Regions from separate parts of the Homo sapiens genome. Here region 2 is linked to region 1. A link is a loop called in an ENCODE intact Hi-C map of the cell type or tissue named here. Cell type or tissue: endothelial cell of umbilical vein. All regions are shown on one strand. Each heading gives the region's core, and the rest is flanking DNA. Links, peaks and the distances in the headings are about the cores only.

The links. A loop is a pair of places that touch in the nucleus more often than their neighbours do. Peaks named below come from ENCODE experiments on the same cell type or tissue, not always from the same donor. Only the 100,000 strongest peaks of a DNase experiment are listed, where the experiment ranks them.
Region 2: it touches region 1 in a loop (20-fold over the local background); 49 of 110 quality-filtered maps call a loop at or near these places.

The regions. Positions count from the first base shown.
Region 1 is chr9:101,114,641-101,122,680 of GRCh38, reverse strand. The region is part of intron 1 of PLPPR1 (phospholipid phosphatase related 1); the gene reads right to left. Among named protein-coding and RNA genes, the nearest start is that of PLPPR1, 90 kb to the right of the region's middle. RefSeq lists a silencer at 3,120-3,414 and an enhancer at 7,112-7,613. In endothelial cell of umbilical vein, for the core only: a CTCF peak has its summit at 3,269 (motif pointing left); DNase peaks (open chromatin) are centred at 3,270 and 5,340; H3K27ac peaks cover 2,256 bases.
Region 2 is chr9:101,232,617-101,237,616 of GRCh38, reverse strand. All of the region lies in intron 2 of PLPPR1 (phospholipid phosphatase related 1), which reads right to left. LOC105376182 (a long non-coding RNA gene) reads left to right here. Exons shown (of 4, transcript XR_930182.3): 3 at 3,838-3,927. Among named protein-coding and RNA genes, the nearest start is that of BAAT, 150 kb to the left of the region's middle. In endothelial cell of umbilical vein, for the core only: a CTCF peak has its summit at 1,929 (motif pointing right); a DNase peak (open chromatin) is centred at 1,926.

The DNA.
Region 1 (8,040 bases), core at 1,230-6,229:
TTAGTGGCTCCATTGATTCTGATTAGCTACAGAAATCTTTAGTGATGACTGAACATTAAGGTGAACAATAAATATGACTCTACAGATAACGTTGGGAATATACTACTTTGAAACTGTTTTTGTTTTGTTTTAAATTAAATATCAACCTTAAAGCTTGCAGAGATTTTGATTAACCTTATTTTTTCCTAGTCTATTAAGAAAAAAAATTAAGCTTTATACAGTTTCCACTTCTGGAAAATGAGATTCATCTCAGAGTTCTTGTGAGATAAAAAGCTCTTAGAACCATGCCATGCACACAGCAAGTGCAATTAACTGTTTGCTGGTAATATTATTAAAACCAACAATTGTAGACAGTCAGTATTTGTAAAACGAAGGAAAAATAAATATGTTTTAAAATGCCTGGAAAGGGTATATATCTTTATGATGTATGACAGTGTTCCTGTGGTGAGATTAGCCTTCAGTGACAGATCAGGGAAGATTGCCAGATAAGATTCCTTGTTACAGCTCACATGCTACTTCTGAAAAATCCCTTTATACACGTTCAAAGCAAATGGCAATAACTAACCTGAAAAACAAATGAATACAAAGCAAGTTTCAATGTCTGTTTTCATACAAAGGAAATAAATACCCAAAGGCTAACTATTTGGACATGCTCCAGCTTTCTAGACAGTATTGGAAAATGCTACCTCCATGTTCCTTGGTGTGGCACTGGCCTTTTTGTTCTTTAAACTACATATTAATGAAATCACTTAACCACATTGTCATGGCCACATTTGTAATCAGTCTTCAAACAGCTTCCCTAGTGCATATCCTATATCTAAAGAAGAGTAGATACTCAGCCAGTGTAATAGCAAGGGAAAAAGCTGCTACCTTCTGGAAGAATTCACTAGTCTTACTTGACCACACTCACAATTCTTACAGCATAGCTGGTTATAAAATTTTTGCAACTCTTGTAAATCTAAGATGATCACTTATTTTTTGCCTTCTTTGAGCACCATATCCACTCCATTTGCTGACATTCAGTGTGAAAACTGACTATACACACATTCTGAGGTGAATGTAGAATGAAGCTAAGGTAGGTTTACCCTGCAGTCATTGACAAAAAAAATACTCCTTGATTATGTATTACTGTATTAAATATTATTTGCAACTAAAATGCATGGTAATACTCAGGAGAACAGAGCTTTGGTCAGCATAGCCTTTATTTCTTCATAAAAGGTGGCCTGGTGCGTTGAAAAGACAGCTATTCAGAGAGATCTGGCTACAGATTTGGGTTCTACTATGATGTGAACTTAGACAACTGACTTAAATGCTCTGAGTCTCAGTTTCTTTACCTGTGGAATGAAAAGAATAACCCTTGCCTAACAGGGTTGTTGCAAGCATTAAAGGATGTAAAGTGCTTAGCACAATATCTGATACATAGGAGCTCAATGAATGCTAATATATTCCTCATCTGATAAAAAGAAGTTAGATATTGTTTTTAAAATGCATTGCACTATTCTGCTGGCTATGATTTCAGGTAACAGTAGTAACTTGTTAGAAACCCATTTTAGAAGCCTGTAATTATTATGTGTCCCAAGTGCTACAGAAGACTTTACAAAGAATCTGATCTGGCCATCAGAGAGAACCAGTGGTGACAATTGGTCTTCCCCTCTACCTAAAACCCCCAGGATTATAGTTCACCTCCTTGTGAATCAGCCCCATCAATCTTTAGGCAAGTTTAACTTAGAAAATGCTATTTAAGTTGAGTCCTTGTTTCCCTGTAATAGCCACTCACTGATTAATTCTAATTCTGTCCTCTAAGCCACCATATGTCCAATGCAATGGATGTGATTATGGTAATAGGAAGAAAAAGTCACTAAATTCTGGATATAATAGGAAGGCCCTCATAGGGCCATATTCTCTTCCAGAATACAGAGATTCTTAAGCCATTTGGGATGTGTGGCTGAGTAACTGGTCCTCAAACCCTTTCTTTGGTGATGACCCCACACTTACATCTGTTGAAGGAGGGGAGCATATGGTGGTGTAATCATCTCCATTGTTTAGCTGAAGAAATGGAAATATCTTAAGATAAAAGAAGGAGATGGCACTTATCTTATAGACACATACCCACCCATTTATTCAACTGCACCTGTTGCTAACCAACTATGAACAGAAAGGCAAGGATAAGTCATTGAAAAAGATGCCTCACAAGGAAGTGAGGCTCTAGCCAATAAGGATATTTATGATGCTTCCTTAAGGTGTAATAAATATAGATGATACAAGGATAAAGACATTGATAAGATACAATTGGCCAGTGACCTTGAACAAAAATGTGGACATCCAAATGTTATCTTTCCTTGAAATAAGTTGCAAAGCCTAATGCCAGTAATATCAGCAAATCTAGCCATCAAGGCTAACAATAGGAACTCACAACAACGGATTCCATTGGCTAGAGTGAAGGTGCTAACAGGAGTAAAAATAAAATGGAAAATAAATTGTGAGAGATTTCTGTCTCTTTCTCATATGTGGCAGATGATTATTTTTATTATTACATGTGCAAATATATTTTGGCTGGAACATCACTTTAGGTGTCAAGATGTGTGACTTAATCAGCCACAGAAAGAATCCCAAGACCTGTTTTAGCCAGTAAGCAAAGCCAATAAAACAGAGGCTAAAAGTAGAAACACCTGCTAACTTCTAATTATGGCAGTAAAGTGAGGTTAGATTGGCCACTAGTGAGGCTGTTGAGTAGCCACTGATAACCTGAGTTTTCACCTATGTATGGCACTAGCCTCCACAGTTGAGTATGAAACCACAGATGAGACAGAAATGGGTGGTTTGGGTGGGGAGGGAAGTGAAGAAGGATGGGGAGGAGATTATTATTCCAGAGCCCAGAGCCACTGCATTCTCTAAGCTAGATAGAGGGGCAAAAAGGCCAATTGAGGTTATCTTCGAGGTCCTCTGGAAGGCATCTCATCCAGCTCTGGCCTCTGGTGATCTGCAGAAGGCAGAAGTATTATTGTTATGGTGTTAGGCTGGTCCTTACTCCACATGCTGAGTTTCTAGTTTCCCATTGATATTCCCTAATCTACTTCAGGGTTTTCAAGGTGCCAGCTCCTCAATATCTCTACAGCCTGATCTTTCTCCGAAGAATCTATTGGTTCTTCTTGATTGCTGATAGGCATTTTCCTGTCAATCCTGCACTCTCACATGCAGATACCTGTCCTGATAGTTCCATCACCTCCAGAGGGACACTGGACCATGCTCTGCAGCCCTCTGCTGCCCTCCACTGGCCATATCTGATGGCCAGGGTTTGCTCTGAGCTCCCCAGGCAGCACGGTGTGAAATGGCTTACTCTTGAAGCATCTCCCAGGAGACCAGTGGGCTGCCACATTGCCAAAGCAGCTTACCACCCTGGAACACAAGGATACCATAACACAAGGGAAAGCACTACTCTGAAGGCCCTGTCCACAAATTACTCTTCAAAGAAGAGGTATCCGCCTTTCATGTACTAAACATATGTTGACCTCTGTGGACAAGAACATGGTAAGGCTGGGGAGAAAAGAGATGAAAAAGAAATAGAAAAATACTCTCAGAAAGCTCCTGGTGCTGCATGTCCAATTTGGCTGGCCCATTCCCAGGGGCTTGATTTTAGTATTGGAGAGAAGCAACTTACTCTCTGAGCCCCAAGCCCAAGTCCTTCAGGAGCTTCTAGAAACGAACTTCTCATGTTTCATGGATGTCATCCAAATTTGAATTTTACCTGCCATGTCTTTGTCTTAAAAAACAAACAAGCAAAACAAAAAAAAACATGGCATCAAAGTCAAAGACATAGGGTCTGCCTTCAAGAAATTTCACAGTTGGAAGGAGAAAGATAGTCATAGAAAAAAAATAAAAAATAAGTCACGATGTGGCAAGAGCCAAGCTGTGTGGGAATGAGAAGCAAAGACAATTAATTAGGACTGTGGGGATAAGGTGAAGCATTTAAGGGTTGTCTTTGTAAAACAGAAATCTGATCAACATTGTCTACAGGCTCAAATAGAAACCCCTTAGCATGATCTAAAGTAGGCTCCATAATATTTCCCCTACCTTCCTTAACTGCTGCTCTCATCATTCTCCAATATCTGCTGGTCCAACTGAAATTCATCTTTATCTCAACCAATGTGCAACCCCAGAACCCATGGAGAGAGAAAGAGAGAGAGAGAGAGTTCCAGATATCCCTTCCCAGTGCAGATATCAGTCTCAGATCTTCTGTGCTTCACTTCCTCCTCAATTTCTCGTCACCTCTTGTTTGATTTATTCAGCTCTCTCTTTTAGACCTTTATCTGGAAAGACAATTTTGATCTGTAAGGTCTGAAGCCAGACACATTCTCTCCCTTGGATATTTATGTGCTTTCTCTTTGGCTGTCTCAGCTCAGCCCCACTAAACCCAGATACTCAGAACCCAACCAGGCAACACCTATGTCCCATCTGTGAAGTGGCACCTGAGATCCTGAAACATTATTGCCCACAGCAGGTCATAGCCTCTGTTTATCAGCTTCCTCCCCATCTCTGTCCTAGGATGTTAGTCATAAATCAAAGCTATAGCAGCTGCACTGTATCTTAGGTAATTTCTCTGAATATTTTATTTTATCTTCTTTCACCCATTGGCTACCATCTGAATTGTTCCTTTATGCTTTTTACTTGAAAATACTGCTAAACTTACACATTCTGTCTCTACTGACAGTGTCCAACAAAGCAGCCCTTGGACAGGGTTAACCCCAATATCCCAGAGTACCACTTAATTTGAAAAGAGGGAGTCAGACAAAACTATGGTGATTATGAGAATACTGGTAGGATCAAGGAATGTTTATTGAGTGCTCAGATGTGCCAGGTTCTGTGCTAGGTGCAGGTTGTCATTTGATCTTCACAATTGCCTTTTGAAAGAGGTAGTATCTCCATTTAAAGAGAAGGACACTAAGACTTTGGAAATTAAACTATTTGCCTAAGGTTTTCTTTCACATGTGTGATTTCAGAGCCTGTACTTTTTTTTTTTTTTTTAAGTGAAAGCAAGTTTATTAAGAAAGTAAAGGGATAAAAGAATGGCTATTTCATAGGCAGAGCAGCAGCATGGGCTGCTGGCTGCCCATTTTTATGGTTATTTCTTTATTATATGCTAAACAAGGAGTGAGTTATTCATGAGTTTTCCAGGAAAAGGGTGAACAATTTCTGGAAGTGAAGCTTCCTCCCCTTTTTAGATCATATAGGGTAACTTCCTGACATTGCCATGCCATTTATAAACTGTCATAGTGCTGGTGGGAATGTCTTTTAGCATGCTAATACATTATAATTAGTGTATAATGAGAAGTGAGGACAACTAGAGGTCACTCTTGTCATCATCTTGGTTTCGGTGGGTTTTGGCTGGCTTCTCCACTGCAGTCTGCTTTATCAGCATGGTCTTTATGACTTGTATTTAGTGCTGACCTCCTATCTCATCCTGTGACTAAGAATGCTCTAACCTCCTGGGAATGCAGCCTAGTAGGTCTCAGCCTCATTTTACCCAGCCTCTATACATGATAAAGTCACTCTGGTTTAAAAGCCTCTGACATTTTCCCCCTTCCTTTTATAAGAGAACCCTTAATCCTAAGGGTTGCAGAGGGATGAAGATCCATCTTCTGTAACTTCTTCAGGCTGAATAGGAACGATGATATGATATCCCTGCCTAACTATGAAGGTCTTTTATATTCAGGGTAGAGAGAAGCCTGGTCAGAAAGCATCAGTATGTTGAGGGCCACTCATAAATCTTGAGTTTCAACAAAAGGTGATATTTGGAAGATTAATAAGTGCTCAATTTAGGAAAACATTCAATAAGCTTATCTTGCATTTCTTTTTTTACTTTTTTTTTTTTTTTTGAGATGGAGTCCTACTCTGTCACCAGGCTGGAGTGCAGTGGTGCAATCTTGGCTCACTGCAACCTCCACCTCCCAGCTTCAAGCGAACCTTGTCTCAGCCTCCTGAGTAGTTGGGACTAGAGGCACGCACCACCACACCCAGCTTTTTTGTATTTTTAGTAGAGATGGGGTTTCACCATCTTGGCCAGGATGGTCTTGATCTCTTGACCTTGTGATCCGCCCGCCTTGGCCTCCCAAAGTCCTGGGATTACAGGCGTGAGCCACTGCGCCAAGCCGTTATCCTGCATTTCTACACAAAGAGTACAACAGCAATATATCCCACAACAGTTAAGCAAAATTATCCCAAGTAAACTAAATAAGAAGGCTTTCCATGAACTGGGCAACTGATGGAACCAAGCTGATATGGGACCGCTACCTGATTCCAATATGTGGACAAAATTAGAATATTGATTCAGACTTTTACATTACCCATTCCTTTTGTTTCTTCTGAGCAGCAGCCAGAGATCACTGGTGGTTTCACATGAATAAGCAGAGTTAGTCTAAATTCAGAAAAAAACTTAAAAAACAACTCATGAGACTAGAATCTAATAACAGACATACTATAGTTCCCAAAACATAATTATTCTCTCAGAGCCTGTACTCTTAACCGCATGTTTTTTCCTGGTTGCCTGCCTCTCAGACAGTCAGTACTCTATAGCTATTTATTGGATTTTCTAGATGAAACTGACATTTGGCCACAGAACCGCATTTGGATTTGTATTAATTCCTAGAGAATCTTGAAAGTTTTGTGCTTCTACAGAATGTTCTTCTCATTCTCTGAAAAACTGGAAGGTCTTGAGTAGAGTCCAAAATCTGCTGTTAAGTAGTGAGAGTTATTTGGAACTTAGCATAAAGTGGTCATCTTTAATGGAGTAAATTACTATTATTGTTGCTGTTATTATCTCTTTTAGTTGAATCTGAGGGAATTCTATGAGAATAAGGAAAGCAAGAAATCCCTTTCATTAAAATGGGATGCAGCTAAGTGTAGTTGAATCTGAGGGAATTCTCTGAGTATAAAGAAAGCAAGAAATCCCTTTCATTAAAATGGGATGCAGCTAAGTGTACATTCAAGTAATATGATAAAGGCATAATACACACATGCCATATGGTATATATGCTCATTTCACTGTCAGGTTTTAAGTAACGGTTGCTAAAAAGGCTATTATGCAATATGGTTTTTTATGTCTCTTACATCAATGATTTTCTTTTAAGCTCAATTCTTTGTCCTCTCTTATATTCCCTAAGGGAAGAAAAGACACATCTTTCAATCTCAACTGGCAATTTGTACTTTTAAAAGTAAAATCCCAAAAGTATGATAAGACTACATCTGTTGTGTTCATCACTATAACCCCAATGTTTGCCCATTTAGGCACCCAATAAATACTTGCATATTGAAATCAGTCATCACTCTCACAACTATCACAATCGCCCTCACAGGCTAAATTTATGCAGGTTGCTGATGCTTTGTGTGAATCAGCCTGGGAGCACGGATACATGTAAATGCTTAGGCTGCCTCTTTTCCCGTGCATTCCTGAAGCTCCATTTGGAAAGAAGAAAGCCATCTTCCAGAAGTGAGTGGGGCACTTCGTTTCACTAGGGTTTTGGAGTGGAAATGGATTGAGGTGTCATAAATGAATGTACTTTCTGTACTGTGGAGATGGGACAGAATGTGAGAAGGCAGCAAAATCAAATGCAGTCTGGCCCCAGAGTGTCATGCTGAAGTTACCTGGAGAGTCATCTCCAGCAACTGCAGGGCTCACACTATGCTGAGAAACATAATTAGCTACAAGAGATAACAAAATAAAAAGGAGACCTCTCCACCACCTCTCAAAGGTACTGAATAAGTTCATCTAAACCAGACCATTAACAAATTGTCCTAAGCTCTCCCCTTTATAGAGATGCATGTCTACCAGCATCCACCTACTGTGCTTTTAAGGAGTGCTGGAGAAACAGTAACCCCTCGCTGACCATTCAGGTCTTCATTAAATTGGGACCAGCTCTACCTAAGCACTTTGCACTTAGAGAGGCAGATATGTAATTGTTAAGAGCATCTGTCCCAGAACCAGATAAAGTTCAAATCCCTTTTCCACTGTTGCTTACCCCAAGATCTACCTTAATTACACTGTGC
Region 2 (5,000 bases), core at 1-5,000, 120 kb before region 1:
ACTACTCATCTATAAAATGGAATACACAATGGAATATATATATAGCCTATATGTATATATAGGCTTATTCTCCAAAGAGACTTAAATCAGAGAAATTTATAGATGTGTATCTGTGTTTAATGTGTCCTTAATTTTTGCTATACACACACACACACACACACGACCTTTCTTTATTCAATCAGTTGATGAACACTTAAGTTGATTCCATGACTGTGCTATTGTAAATAGTACTGTGATAAATATAACAGCGCAGGTATCTTTTTTTATGTGATGATTTATTTTCCTTAGGGTAGACACCCAGTAGTGAGATTGCTGGATCATTTGGTGGTTCTATTTTCAGTTCTATTGGGAAATCTCCATTGTGTTTTCCACAGAGGCTGTACTAATTTACATTCCCACCAACAGTGTATAAGTGTTCTCTTTTCTCCACATCCTAGCCAACATCTATTGTTTTTTGACTTTTTAATAATAGCCATTCTGACTGGTGTAAGATGGTATCTTGTTGTGGTTTTAATTTGCATTTCTCTGATGATTTGTGATGTTGAGCATTTTTCACACATTTAAAGATACACTTGTATGTTGTCTTTTGAAAAATACCTGTTCCTGTCCTTTACCCACATTTTAATGAGTTTGTTTTTCTTGAGTTTCTTGTAGATTCTGGATATTAACACTTTGTCAGATATATAGTTTGCAAACATTTTCTTCCCATTCTATAGGTTGTTTGCTTACTGATTATTTATTTTGCTATGCAGAAGGCTTGTAGTTTAATTAAGTCCTATTTGTCTGTTTTTGGTTTTGTTACATTTGCTTTTGAGGGTTAACAATAATACATATTTTCAAAAAGATAGAGGAGAGGATTTTGAATGTTCACATGCAAAGAAAAAAATGTTCAAAGTATTAGATTTGCTAATTATCCTGATTTGATCATTACACGTTGTATACATGTATCAAAATATCACTATAACCCATAGATATGTACAGTTATTACACGTTAACTAAAAAAGGAAAAAAAAGATGGTCATTTTTTCAAGTGTATTATGGTAACTATGAAGAAAATGTGTGTGTGTGTGTGTGTGTGTGAGTTTAGAGAGAGAGGGTAACAATTAGTCTATGATTTAAAAATAGGAATTATATATTCTACTGGCATTCTGTCCTTTGGTCCACATTTATAGAAATATTTGCCTTTTCTCTGATAGTTATTACTTTTCCTAGGGAAGAGAAGAATGCCAGGAGAAGGATGTGATTCCTCTGTTCAAATATTAGAAGAATTATGAGAAATTAGATTTGTTACAGCAAAAGTTAATATAACAGCCAGAGGGTAAAATTGGTCCAATAGGTATTTGGAAGTTAAACAGAAAAAAATTTGCATTGACTTTTTTTGGAATTGTTTAAAGATAGATGCTATAGTTTGCTTTGATAGGTAGTGTGTTTTCTATTGCTAGGGAAAACCAAGCACAACCCTGGCAATTACTTGATGGAGAGAATACTAGAAGGCATTCAAGTAAATCTAGAACAACAGGCTTTAAAGTCTCTCTACCAGAAATTCTATAAATACTGAAGAAACAGTAAGACAAATATGAAGGTATTATGAGGAACTCTCCCACTCTAAATATAAATATAATGTAACAGGAATTACATTACTATAATCAAATAGTTCTGGTTCCCATTTTGTCAGGTATAAAGCTCTGCTGACATCTTTAAAATTATTTTTTATAAAGCCAGCCAAGCATGGAATAACTTCATAGCTGCTTTAGCAAAGACTAATTCAGGAAATTACACTAATGAGAGGCTAATAAGTCACACTAAGATGAGCCTAGAAGCACACGTCTTTTTCAGAGGAAGCTGGTGAATACTGTGCCTGTAAGTGAGAGGTTTATGTTCTCATTTTCTAAGGAAAGGTTTTCAGAAATTTATCAGTAGGGGGCATTGCTGTTCTATCAGCAGAAGAGCTAGACCCAAGAAGTGCTCTCGGTAATTGAGCACTTAGAAATAATCAACAAGTCAAAGCAGATAAGAAACTATTTTTTTTCTTGGAAAAAATTCACATGTCATCTGTTCTAAATGAAACTTTAGAAAATGAAAGTACAGCATGTACATATTTGGTTTTTCCAAGATAAATGAAAGATGCTAGAGGTTTTAAAAAAATTTTGTTAAAGAGAGACTAATATCACAGCAGCTGCAGATTCAGCACTTCCAATCTCAGGAATTGAGAAGAAAGCTGAATTTGCATCATGGTGAACTAGCATCACTAATGCTTACAGCTCCCATCTAACCGTCATGAGAGTGAAATTAAACAGTTCTCCCTGTGTTCGAAACTTATTCAGTACAACAAATACTGGTCTGTTCTTCCCTCTCCCCTTCTACCCATATAGGCAAAGTCAAACAATCATGAAAGGAATCGGGGGAAAAAGTAAAATATGCAAATGTGGAATGCAGAGATGAGCTAAAGAGCTGCACTTGTTTACCTTAGACACACAAGACCCACAATTTTTCGTGGATAGAAAGATTGTTAAATACCATCAAAAATAAATGCAATTCTTTCCACATCTGCCATGATATAAATGCTAGATGTCAGGTATAATTATGTATGAATTATCATAGTTTATAGAAAAACTTGATATCCCAGCTTTTTAAAAAAATCCCTGTACTCAAGAATATGTTAGTTTTATAACTTAGAAATTAGAATCCTGAGACTTAATGAAATTCTGAATCTTAAGAAACAGCAAAAAGTAAGGATACATTTAAACACAGATACACATCAATAAATTTCTCTGATTTAAGTCTATTTGGAGAATAAGAAGGCAGACTAATTCTCACCCACTTTTAAGGTTCATTCAGATTTTATCTTCATTTATTTAACACAAATCAATGAAGTCACTTCTAAGTAATTGGCAGACAAAGGCTAGGTATTCTGGTCTAAATTTGCCTTGGCCTATGGGGCCATATTCTGAACTCCTGGAACAGGAATTTCTAGTTGAGATCTCTCTCTCTCTAATGCCTTAGATATATATCTCAACTTAAGCCCTTATAGCATTACGGTATAGAATTTTTGTTTGTTTTTTTTTTAAAAAAATACACTTGGAGATTGGAGAGAAGGTAAAACCCTAAGGACATGATACGAACCAAGTCAATAAAAGGGAGGGCTATTGGCTCTGCATTTTTAATAAATTATAAATTTGTAAATTGGGAGAGAGAAAAGGTGGGAAGCCATTGAGATAGTTCTCTGGAGGTGAAGTAGCCATTAAAACTCTCCACATGATGAGAAAACTTTTTAGAACTAAAATGTCTAAATATGAAGTTATTTGCAACATTTCAAGGTAAACTCACCCTCTTCTCCTTATACTTTCTACAAACAACTGCCTTGTGAGTGGGTATGTGTATGTTACAAACAGTAGGGGGGAGAAAACAACACCTTGGCTCCATGTTGATGACACGTGGAAAAGGATAAGAACTTGAATGACAGAGAAGTCACACAAACTAAGCTGAATATGCAGAATCAGGACCATGAACCTAGAGGAGACCATGTAAATGTAAATCCTTCTCTCATTCCTTGCCTCTCACCACCTTCTCCCTACCCCAAGAATTCACAGAAATCTTGGGTAGTACTCTGAACCTCTGCAAGTACAGAATGGAGAACTGAGTCAGTATTATAATGATATTAAAGGGTCAAGTAGCCTTAGCTGACTTTGGAATTACATGGTGGCAAAGCCCAAAAATTATTTTCAAACCATGTTTAAAGGGTAATTTTGTCTTCCTCATACCCTCCAATGCAAAGTTGTTCTGGCCACTTTCTGAATAACTGAGGTCCTGAGATTCTGGTCTCCACTTCTGTCTTAGATAATTTTGTGCAGCTGTATCACAATACCTGAGACTTATAATGGACAGTCCTGGAGGGTGAGAAGTCCAATATCAAGGAGCTGGGATCTGGTAAGGACCTTCTTGCTAAAACATTACATGTCAGAAGGTGAGAGAAAGAGCAATAGCAAGAGAGGGCCAAGTTTGTCTTTATATAATGCACCAATCCCACCCATGAAGGTGGAGCCTTCATGGCCTAATCATCTCAAAAGTCCTACGTCTTAATACTGTTACAATGGCAATTAAATTTCACTATGAATTTTGAAGGGGACAAACATTAAAGCCATGACAACTCCCATCCCCGTTGGGTCATTCTGGTAGGGCCCAAGGCACAGGGTACCATCTCTACCACCATCAACCCTTCTGATGAGCTCACTTTCATTTTAAGATTGTGATTCAAACTTTCTCTTTTTGTAAACATTATTCCATTTTCCCCAGTTACAAAATAATTTTTTAATCATTACACTTTCAGAAGTAAATGAAGAATGGCCCTAAAATCACACACCTACCTCCAGTTTGGCATGTCTATGTTTAGAGAAGCTTGTTATGGTAGTAAACAGAATTAAATGCAGCCATCTGTTGGTAAATGAAATATATGTTGAGTAGCAGTTACATTTCAGTTCAGAAAAAGATTCTGGGCTTAATCTAAATGTCCTTTGAAAGCTAACTCAAGTCTATTTGGAAAGATTAGTCCTATGTATGAGACGTATATTCCAACACAGGTTTGGAATCTGAAGTGCTCAGATGCTGACCTGAATGGGGAAGTTTCGGTGATTGGATCAGGTAAGAAAGTTGTTCAGTGTAGGATCAGACACATATTTATTTTAGCTGGAGTCAGATAAGCCAAAAGAAAGTTAATAAGATAAAGGGAAGTCTTTAGGTACCTATGAACAACCGGACATTTTCTTTAAAAGCCCCTCGTAATGTTGAGTGCCTTTATACCCATTTTACTGATTGAGGAAACTGAGGTTCACAGAGAAAAAATAACTTGCCCAAGACCTCATAGCTAGGGCAAGGTAGTGATGGGGTTGAAATGCTGGTATAATTCTAATCTCTCCATGAAAACACAGATGTAGCTCAGCAGGCAGGCAACTAGGGATGTGATTATAGGCCCAAGGCTATTGTGATATGTGAATCAGTGCTGA